2 separate regions of the Homo sapiens genome follow, and region 1 is linked to region 2. The links are chromatin contacts, found by Hi-C or POLR2A ChIA-PET in ENCODE. All regions are on one chromosome and are shown on one strand. Each heading gives the region's core, a stretch centred on a gene start or an enhancer-like site at or near the end of the contact. The rest is flanking DNA. Distances are from core to core; before and after follow the strand shown.

Region 1 (5,761 bases), core at 2,738-5,237, 100 kb before region 2:
ACACTTCTTATAATCAGGCCCTTGGACTACTAGCCTAACCCATGGGAGATTCCCTCCAACCAGTGGCATGTTTTTCAAACCAACTAGATCCCATTTACAAAACCTGGCCCCTTTGCTTAAAAGTTTTGGCCACAACCTCTCTAATTATCCCTGAGGCACAAAAACTCACATTCTATGAACCCCTTCAGGTATTTTCCTCTCACAGTCTACAAGATATGCTCAGCCATAAGGCACTCACCTCCACCTCATCCTCTTGCACGCAAGCCCTGCATTCAACTCTCCTTCAACACTCTATCTCTCCTCATAGATACTCCCATCATAATCCCATCACTCTTTTACCTTCAACACCAATTTTGAACTCCGACCAACACTCACACTGATCTCATTGAAAGTTCTCTCACCATGTTTCACCACCTTACTTCCACTCACATAAAGGGAGCCCCAGATTGGTTTATAGATGGCAGCGCATCAAAAAAAACCCTCCTTTACAAGCAGGATATGCTGCCATTGAGGGATATCATGATGATACCCACTGTCTCCCACCTAGAAGAGTTGTAGAGGCTGCCCCCTTGCCTTGCCTTTGGGCATGTCCTCCCAACAAGCAGAATTAGTTGTTACAAACAAAACCAAGTTGCTGGGCAATTTTACAGGACATACTGAGAGTAGTCACCACAGATGTAGTTTTACTCTGGCAGCATTAACGCATCAGCCTGGTACAGGCTTTGAAAACAGATATTCTGTGTTGGCTCTTTTATGGATGGGTGGATAAAAGGACACAAAGATGCTGACAACATATAGAGAAGGGTTGAAGGAATGGGTTATGTAATCTAAGGTAATCAGAAAATGAAAATGAAAGATAATTTTACACAGAATTTGAAAAAAACTATTCTAAATTCACATGGAATCAAAAAAGCCCAAATAGTCAAAACAATCCTAAGCAAAAAGAACAAAGCTAGAGGCATCACATTACCTGACTTCAAACAATACTTTAAGACTACAGTAACCAAATGGCATGGTAATGGTACAAACACAGGCACATAGACCAATGGAACAGAAGAGGGAATCCAGAAATAAAGTTGCACACCTACAACCATCTGATCTTTGACAAAGCTGACAAAAGCGATAGGCAAAGAACTCCCCTTATTCAATAAATGGTGCTGGGATAGCTGGCTAGCCATATGCAGAAAATTGAAACTGGACCCATTCTTTATACCTTATAAAAAATCAACTCAAGATGGATTAAAGACTTGTAAAACCTATAGCTATAAAAACTTTGAAAGATAACCTAGGAAATGCCATTCTGGACATAGGACCTGGCATAGATTTCATGACAAAGATACCAAAAGCAATTGCAATAAAAACAAAAATTAACAAATAGGACCTAATTAAACTAAAGAGCTTCTGCACAGCACAAGACACTATCAACAGAGTAAACAGACAATCTACTGAATGGGAGAAAATATTTGCAAACTATCATCCAACAAAGGTTTAATATCCAGAATCTATAAGGAACTTAAGCAAAAAACAACCTCATTAAAATCTGGGCAAGTGACATGAACAAACATACTTCTCAAAAGAAGATGTACAACCAATGAACATATGAAAAAATACTCAGCATCGCTAATAATCAAAGGCCAAAACCACAGTGAGATACAATCTAACACCACACACCAGTCAGAATAGCTATTATTAAAAATTCAAAAAATAACAGATGTTTGCAAGGCTACAGAGAAAAAGGAATGCTTATACACTGTTGGTGAAAATGTAAATTACTTCAGCCACTGGAAAGCAGTTTGGAGATTTCTCAAAGAACTTAAAACTACCATTCAACCAATCGATCCCATTACTGGGTATATTCCCAAAGGAAAAAATATTATTCTACTGAAAAGACAAACGCACTTGTATATTTCTTGCAGCACTATCCACAAAAGCAAAGACATGGAATCAACCTGGGTGCCCATCAGTGGTGGGTTGGATAAAGAAATTCTGGTGTATATATCCCATGGAATACTATGCAGCCATAAAAAAGTCATATCCTTTGCAATAACATGGATCCAACTGGAGGCCATAATCCTAAGCAAATTAATGCAGGAACAGAAAACCAAATACTACATGGTCTCCCTTATAAGTGGGAGCTAAACTTTGAGTATACATAGACATAAAGATGCAAACAATAGACCCTGCAGACTATGAGAACAGGGAGGGAGAAAGGGGGGAATGGGTTGAAAAATTACCTATTGGGTACTATGCTGACTACCTGGGTAATGGGTTCCATAGCTCAAACCTCAGCATTATGCAATATACCCATGTAACATACTCACACATGTACCTCCTGTATCTAAAATAAAAGTAGAAATTATAAAAAAATTCAAAAACAAAAAGAATCAACTTTTAATTTAGTTCAAAATACTTTGTAATTTTATTTTTTATTTCTTGAATATAAGATGGGTTATTTACTGAAGTGTAGGCATACTAGATCAAATTAAAATGGGCTTTATAGAACAGGAGAATATAAAGGATCCAAGAGTTAGAAATACATGTAGACGTCACAGGAACTGATAAATCATAGGGAAAAGAGAGGACAGATATTTTCTCTAGCTCTCCCTATGGTCTCATATTCACTTATTCCTCCTTCTCTCTATAATGCTTTCTATGCTTTTTCCTCTGTAGACCAGTCTCTTCTGCTCATAGTCATCATGGTCACCACAAAATAGTGCCCTCAATCCTTGGTCTTCAGGATTTTACCTCAGCTTTATACATTTAATTATCTCAGTATTTCAGGGAGAGGAATTTCATTGACCCAACTTAGGCTGGGTGTCTACTTGATGCTATGGTGGCCAAGATGGTAGGAGAATCATTGGTACAGGTATAGACACCCAACCACATGAACAAGGAAAGGAGAGCACATAGACCTGTTCTTTGAACAGCATGTATCATAGTCAAGCATTTAGAGCACCAGGCACTAGGGGCAGAGTAAACAAGGAGAAAAGAAAGAAACAAGAGCCCAGGTAAGTTTTCTATGGGGTTCTGACTTTAAACTGACACCACTAGGCCCACTATGGTCTTAGGACTGTTAAAGCTCCTTTGGTATGACTAAGTCCATGATAGCATCATCTCCTGTTTTCTGATTGCTCTTGAGTCCCATGAGGGGATCTTGTTCATGTTAAGAAGACAGATCCTGTGGATATCCCAAGTAAAAACAACTCTCATTTTGGAAGTAATTCCCTGCTCCTGAAAGGTTCTCCCAGAGCCAGCTTCACTCTAAAGTCTGGTATCCGCAAGACCAGGAAATCACCAGTTGCAATTTTAGCATATTAAAGTCAATGGTAAATTTACTTGACTAGGGCTTTCAGCCTCCAGCCTCCTAAAGTGAGCATGAAGGCACAAACCTGAAATATTTAAGGAATGTTGGTACAATATTTCCTCTGACTGCACATAGACTTTCCTCAGGAAATGATTATGTCCATCCTTCTTTCCCCATTGAACCAGGAAGCATATCTATTATAAATATATTTTCTTTTTGTTACATTTGATGAATTCCTCATACTTTCAAAACCTTCTGTTTTAATTATGAAAATAAAGTTCTGTAAGTCACAAGACCTACTGGGTCCAGGAAATAATTCTGCCTTAAGGCAGACTATACGCAATTGGGGATTATACTTCAAGCAGGGTTCTGGATCCTAAACGTAAATTCTATTTTTAAAAGTATGAAATTTTCACTTAAAAGTTGTTAAATCTCAGTAAATGGGCTTATACTGATGTCCTGCTGCTCCTGAGGAAAACACAATGTGTGCTTAAAATTACTGCCTCTTTGTGATCTCTCTTTTCAGTTGCTTGTTCTCTAACAAAGTCCTACAAAGAGGTGACGGTGACTATCTGTGCTTTGCAATTCAAGCTGTTTTTTGAATAGACAGAATTTCCCTAGAACTGCCCCCCTCTTTCTTCATGACTTCTTGACCCGGCATTCATTAAAGCTGAGGTCCTGGCTCAAGTCAAGGGAAGATTTTAGTTATTATCCTTGGCAAAGGAACTCTCCACTGTGGCTTTGGTTTGAACTTCAGCTCTTTAGAGTACAGGGGTCACATGTGAATTTGTTATGCTCTCTGGCAAATGTTTCAGAATAAATGAATCTGATGAAATTCTCATGAAGTATTTGTTTTTTAGTGTTTCTCTAATATACAATAAATTGTAATTTATGAGGCATAATTGAAGAAAATTCTGGAGGAAGTTGTGTATAAGATTAGGGGGATTATTAAATCAACTTTATTGTGTTTTCAAAAGTTAAAAATGGTTTACAGCTATAATAAATTGCTTGAGAGTGCTATCAACCCATAAATTTTAATAATTTTATAAACATTCTGCAGTTAAGTTGGGCTCATGGCCAAATCCCAGGGCTGGTTTTGTGTCATGTAGTGTGTGTTTCAGTTTACCTGACTGATAAAGGAATGAGCTGTTCCTCATGCATGACATGCAGTGATTGGTCATTAATTTTAATGAACTAAAACTAAGAACTCAAATTTGAAGTCAGAGGTGCATTCGGCATCTCTGCCCCTCCCCAGTCTGTTGCCTAGTCATTGCTACTATATAGTATCTTCAAAGATAGAGGCTAATTTCATTTCCTTTAGCCTTTTCACCTTGAAAACCAGTTATAGAAATAATCACTTACTCATCTCCTATTGGGGAGCTGTTAACAGGATTGTTAAAATTTTTTTTAAGTAATAAGCTTAAAATACTCATAACAATTTGCATATAGAGAGTTCCCAATATACATTGGCTAAGATAGATTTATATCAATTTCATCAAGCAAATAAAGTGTGATATTTTTGGTATTTCTTCTCTTGTGAAAGTTGGTCAAATTTTACACAACTTGCTGAGATGTGCCTGTCTATGTAGAGGCTGGGTTTGTTTTAAATGTGTGCCTTAATGAAATGTGCTAATTAAGTGAGGATTACATTATTCACGTGTTCATCTAGACATTCCTGCCTAGATTTAGACCAAATTGATTATTGTATATTTAATAGAATACTATTTTGCTCTTTTTTTCTTTTATTCTACTCAAATTAAGCATATATAAAAACTGAGGTTATTAATTTGACTTGGTGTTCAATTATTCATTGTCGGCTTTTTATGATCATAAAAATAGTCACTGGATACTCAAGGATACTTAAGATTTAAACTATTGACTTTAGGCTACACATTCTGTTCTTTTAAAAAACACTTTTAGGACTATGATAAAAAAAAGTGGTGATTTTTTAATGATACAAGAGTCTTTTCCATTGAGTGTTTAATTTTCACTTTCTCATCTTACTGATGTGACTAAAAAAAAGTTAAAGTTGATGATTTTTGCCACCAAAAGAATGTCACTTGGTAACTAGATGTGTATATGTATTTATTCATCCATGCAAGACAGGCACATACTAATATATGCACTTGCCATGCCTACATTTTCACTTAATGAAGAGCTTAATAAAAATCAGCATTCATAGCCCCTTCCTAGTCAGATAAATTAGTTAATGCACAATAAGCAGCTCTTATGTATAATGCAAAAGATTAGTCTTATCATTTGCATAATGTGCTACAAATGGCCCACTGTTTCAAGCAGTAGAAGCTTTCTCATTAAATGTGAGTTGAAAGCTGAATGACGTCAATAAAGTAATTATGCTTCATTTGGCATATCTCATTCATTCTCTGGAGTTCAAGACCTTCTCTGAGCTCTGTTGACAGTGCTGCTGAAAGGCATGGTAATGGTTCAAAAGCAGAG
Region 2 (5,715 bases), core at 816-3,315:
GAGCTATATGTACACACCAAACTCATAAAGAGAATTGAAGAAGACTAGACTTGGAATGCTTATTTTCACCCTGAATTATTTCATCTAAGTCCCACAGGGTGTATTATTTTAGACTAAATAACTCAGATGTGCAGAAATGTTTTGCTGGAAGAGGAGGAAGAATTCCTAAGAGAAGACCAAACCTTTTGGGAAGTAAGTTCTATATTTTAAAAGACAGCTGTAATCTATGTAGCATATTTAGGGGAGACTCTCTTGGAAAGAATGTTGAGCAAAGTTAAGAATGGGGGTGTCATCTTGAGAATACACTTCATGAAAAGTTTAGCTTCTAGACTGCTTTTCCCTTGAACAATGATGGATTCAAAATCTTTTCTTCATATGTTGTGAACTTGTTGTATCCTTGAATGCCTCAGTAAAGTCTGACATACTCATATGTGTGTGTAAATAATAAGTGTAGAAGACACATGAAGGAACCCAAGAGAGTTGGAGGAGTCAGCATTGTCGATGAGTCAAATCCATGCCCTTCCTCTTTTCAGACTCAGTGGAGGAACAGAGCAAAGTTAACACATTTCTCATTAGCATGGACTTGCTTTTTGTATTCTACTCCCTTCTCTGCCAATATGTGATCCTGGGTAGTCTATTATAGCCTTGGCATGAATGGTTATCACTGTGTTGCTGACTCCCAAATCCTCAGTCAGTCCAGAACTTACCCCCAACCTCAAGCTGATCCCATCTCCACCTGGACGCACTCTCTCAATGTGCTTCAGGCCAATCTCTTTACCATATCTCTGCCACTCCACTACCTTCCTCCCTAAAAGCAGTCTTGTTTACAGAGTAACTTGAGAAAAATCCAGACTCCTTTGTCTGTTATCTACGTGACTCAATACTTTCAATTTCATTTCTAACATATTTTCCAATTTCATTCCTTCCCTTGCCTCTCATTCTCATTTGCCTCATTCATTCTGGAGAACTTAGTCAATTCTTCTCAATTCTTTTGTCATCTGCTTCCTAACCGCTTTCCATTGGCATTGTATTTCCAACACATGATTCAACTTAAGTATAATAAAAAATAAAAAAAATACATAACAATTTAAAATTTTCACGTCTTAGCAAGTTTCACCAACCACCTCTTTTAGTTTCATCCACCCTTCCTCCTCCATTTCAGCAATAAGTCCTATATTCCAGCACTCTGATGCACTAGCTATTCGTCTAATATAACCCATTCTATTTCGCGCCATGATTTTGTATGCACGATTCTTCTAACCAAAAATGCCTCTTCTTCCTTTCCCCTTTTGTCCAAATGTCAAGTTCTTAATCGTTCCACAAAACCAAATTCAAATGATAGTCCTCAGAAGCAACCTCTCTCACCATCAGACCTCCTCGGAAATGCCCTCCTTGGTTTCTCAAGCTTTTTGCACACTATGTTTACTATAACATTTTGGTGGGGGGAAGTATATACTTTTTAATCTAAGGGATTTTTTGTGCTTATGCTATCTTTACAATTTGTATCTCTACAACCTAGCTCATAATATCTTGCACATCATAGGTGCCTAATAATTGTCGAGTAGCCAAAGAGAGTAAATTTAGGGCCATGTCATCAGGTGTGGTTACTAAGAGTGGAATTCAAACCATGGGTAAAGACATTTGTTGCTGAATAAAGAAAAATTGTCACCTCATTCAATGACAAGGATTATATACATGTGCATAAATGTTCTCTCCCTAAGATAGTTTTTCACTAGCCCATTAGGACAGACATATAGAATATCTCTCCAACAGAGATCTCTAATTTTTGTTTAGAATTTTGTGCATTTTTAATTCACACACAAGAACTGAATTTTTCATCAAGGTTGCTCATGGAGTCTTCAATTATATATTCCTGACACTTGCCTTCAGCAAGTAATGATTCATCTCCCTGGATCTCACTCTGAGTCTGTAGTAGATCTGGAGAATATTCTGAAGTTTCTTTTTTATCCAGCAAGACTGGCTGAGACTGGATATGAAAGCTGTCTAAATACTCTTATCTATTCCCAACCCACAGAAATGCAGGCTCCACACACTCTCTGTTCACCGTCATGAATCATGATGCTGACAAGCAAGTCTGATTCATAACATTAAACACAAGCTGATAGGAGTAACTTCTTCCTGAATCCATTGGGAAAGGGCATGGGTGTTCTTCCACAGATGTGAGCTTCTGCTGCCAATGTAAATGTAAAGCTGGAAGAGAATGAAAGATAGCCAATCTTCGTTTCATTTTTCCTAGGATATACAAGATTCGTTTCTCGCCATGAGAGGTCCCTATCCGATTTTCTTTAAAGTTGCTTGCTGCCTTCTGGAAATTCCATTGTGCCATTGCTATAAAGTCTATTAATATTCTATCATTGAGTTGTTATTACCATGGCCTTTATTATAATGAATAATAATGTGCTGCAGTTACATGGCACCTTTCTTCTTGGATCATCCTGCTTAGCCTCATAAAACAAATTAATCAAGTTACACCTTTAAGGAAAGCATTAAGCTACTTCATTGTAAGAGCAAATTGTCTTTGTTTGCTCTGACTGCAGTTGTGTACAGTTTTCTGAATGGGCATGTTAGAATACTCTATCAGGGAAATTTCAAATAGGCCATTATTTAAACTGATTGACTGGTTTCCCCCCAAAATTTTTTAAAGTCTTTTGAAAATACTATGTGAAGAAACAGATATATTCTTCTAGAGCACAACAAAGAGATCAGTGCATATGTGTGTGCTTGCATATGTGTGTGTGTGTGGATGTGTAAACAAATGTAAAGACACTCTTTATGCAGTGCACATTTTAAATGTCTGTCAAAAAGAGTACTGGTAATATCGGAGTGGCCTTGTTCCCCCTGTTTCGAATACTTGCAGGAGCCTGTACAGAAGCCACAGGCAGGAGCTATTCCCAACAAGACCTCGTAATATGACTCTTTCCCACTTCCTGCTTTCTCCTCCAACATACATAACTGTTATGATTCCATTCTCCACAGAGAGAAATAAGAAGAAAAATAATTATTGTATTTAATTTGCATATGAGGAAATTTCTAGTAATATCTCATTGCTGGACTTAGATTTAAATTTTGTGTTTTTTTCCCCCCAGGGGAGTTTTTGGTGTACTACCCCACTTCTCAAATTGATCTTTCAAATGTTCTACATCTGACATAAGAAAATGATAAGGAGATAAAGACAGAATTTCTCTGTATCTAGAGCTATCTTTAGTGCCATCCATCTGCCATCTATAATCTTGAGATGTGTGCAGGTTTAGCACTGGAATTCACATCAATGAAGTCAGATCTGGCAATAGATTATTGTTATGTTGGAGACTCTCCATGTACAGCCAGGCCTTTTGGCTGTGTAGCTTTTGGCTTAGGGTCTCTGTGTGTCTAGAAGCAAGCAAGAATAGTCTTCTTAAAAATAACAGCCATAACCATGAAGTGCATTACATGTTATCTAAGAATATCACGATGTTTCCTTATAGAAAAGAGAGATAATGTTGATTGAGTTTTATTTAAGAAGTGATTCATAATTCAGATTGAGTGAGATCGACAGTCACAATAGTCACTTCTAATTGCCATATGTAATTTGGGTACTCTTGTTTCAAATTAATTGCAACTCACTGTGGTAGGGTGAATAATGTCCTCTAAAAAAATGTCCCTGTCCTAATCCCCCCAAACCTGTGAATATGTTATCTTACATGGTACAAGGGATTTCACAGGTGGGACTAAGCTAAAGATTTTTAGAAGAGGAGATGATCTTGGATTATCTGACCCAATGTGGTTATAAGGGTCCTTCCTCTTATAAAGGAGGAAGGAAGATCAGAATTTAAAAACAGAAGGCAATGTGACTATGGAAGCGGACAAAAACTGACTTTTTTTTTTTTTTTTTTTTGAGCCCGAATCTTACTCTGTTGCCCAGGTTGGAGTGCAATGGTGCGATCTCGACTTGCTGCAACCTCCACCTCCCTAGTTCAAGTGATTCTCCTGCTTCAGCCTCTCGAGTAGCTAGGATTACAGGTGCACACCACCACGCCTAGCTAATTTTTGTATTTTTAGTAGAGATGGGGTTTTACCATGTTGGCCAGGCTGGTCACGAACTCCTGACCTCAAGTGATCCACTTGCCTCGGCCTTCCAAAGTGCTGGGATTACAGGCGTGAGCCACCGCACTTGGCCAGAAACGGACTTTTAAAAGTACTACCCTGCTGGCTTTGAAGATGGAGTAAGGAGCCACAAACCAAAGAATGTGGTTGGATTTCAGATGCTGGAAAAGGAAAGGAAACAGGTTTTGCCTTAGAGTCTGCAGAAGGAATGCAGGCTTGCCAACACCTTGATTTTAGCCAGTGAAAGCCATTTTGGACTTGTGATTTCTAAGGCTGTAAGATGATACATTGGTGTTGTTTAAGCTACCTAATCTGTTACAGTAGCAATAGGAGACTACTAAGTATACTAATGATGATGAAGAGAAGTGTAGAGGTTAAGATCGCATACTCTAGAGTGGGCCTGGCTAGGTTTGTGTCTTGGCTCAGCCGTTTATTAATTGTGTGACTGGGAGCAAGTTCTTTATGTTCCTGTGACTCAGTTTTCTTTTCTTTAAAATGGGCACACCTATATCACATCGAATGCTGTAAAGACTCAATTAATAAGTTCATTTAAATAGCTGAGAATAGTGCCTGTTACAAAACCAATGTTAGCCACATCAGAAAAAAGAAAAATAGCAGGAGTTAATCAATGCATAGTTTAGAGGAATTTTGTCTCAGATAATAATTAGTGACAGGAATTTAAAGCTAGTCTTTCTTGGTCTCCATCTATTCGTATGAATAATATAGGTGCTAGTTCAGTGTATCTCTCAGTTTCCTATTCACTCTGATTCTCTGCTCATGTTGTGCTGAGATTACTACCTACTTCTGCTCAGTTCTTCAGTTTATTATATAGGGGTGGTTTGGATTCTGAGCTCTAAAATATAAACTGAAATAAGATATCCATCCAGAGATTTTATAAAGTTTATTAATACCCATATATACTGGTTTTAAATTCATTTTCTCAAAATCTTTTGTCTTTTATACAATATCACTTAAAAATTAACCCTTGATATTTATGCCATTTATTGATTTAATGAGGAAAAGAGAAAAAGTATTAAAGGCAATAAAAGCAAAAGAGTTCAGTTACCTACGAGTGCCTCTTTGGGGGGCTTATTGTTAGAAAATGCATGGTTTCTTAAAATGTTAAATGTCCTATGTCATGGACTTCAGAAAACTGGGTGGTAAAAAACAAAAACAAACAAACAAAAAAACCTAAAATATATCCTAGGCATGTTTAGAAGAAAATGTTCAGAATCCTGAGTTGAAGATGGAAGAATGAAAGACAACCAATCATCTGAACAAAACCACTTTATAATTGTTTTATTAGTCTAAAAAATGGAGACATAAAACAAAAAATAATCAAATGGGCATAAAGCGATCTTTTGTTTGGAGGACGGTATATCATCCTGATTGGTGAGAGAGGAAAAAAGAACGAGAAGCATCACTCTTTTTTTCCTAAAAATTTCAAAGATGCTTTATTTTTATTTATTTTTAATTTTTAAATTATTTCAATAGTTTTTGGGGAAAAGGTGGTGTTTAGTTACATACACAAGTGATGATTCCTGAGATTTTGGTGAAGCCATCACGTAAGCAGTGTACACTGTATCCAGTGTGTAGTCTTTTATCCCTAAC

What was found. A loop is a pair of places that touch in the nucleus more often than their neighbours do. ChIA-PET counts read pairs that join two places held with the same protein, here RNA polymerase II (POLR2A).
Region 1: a map of endothelial cell of umbilical vein shows a loop between it and region 2 (2.1-fold over the local background). The contact joins two enhancer-like sites. A Hi-C loop is called at or near these places in 1 of 168 maps with a recorded cell type or tissue (endothelial cell of umbilical vein). POLR2A ChIA-PET finds 5 or more read pairs at or near these places in 1 of 52 experiments (H1).

The regions. Positions count from the first base shown.
Region 1 is chr5:125,658,062-125,663,822 of GRCh38, reverse strand. The region is part of intron 6 of LOC124901056 (a long non-coding RNA gene); the gene reads left to right. Among named protein-coding and RNA genes, the nearest start is that of LINC02240, 170 kb to the right of the region's middle. Within about 2 kb of position 3,987, at least 2 of the 41 ENCODE cell types and tissues checked have a DNase peak (open chromatin) inside an H3K27ac peak, as active enhancers do; they include endothelial cell of umbilical vein, where a contact is called at or near this core.
Region 2 is chr5:125,555,826-125,561,540 of GRCh38, reverse strand. All of the region lies in intron 3 of LINC02240 (long intergenic non-protein coding RNA 2240), which reads right to left. The region is part of intron 8 of LOC124901056 (a long non-coding RNA gene); the gene reads left to right. Among named protein-coding and RNA genes, the nearest start is that of LINC02240, 65 kb to the right of the region's middle. Within about 2 kb of position 2,065, at least 2 of the 41 ENCODE cell types and tissues checked have a DNase peak (open chromatin) inside an H3K27ac peak, as active enhancers do; they include endothelial cell of umbilical vein, where a contact is called at or near this core.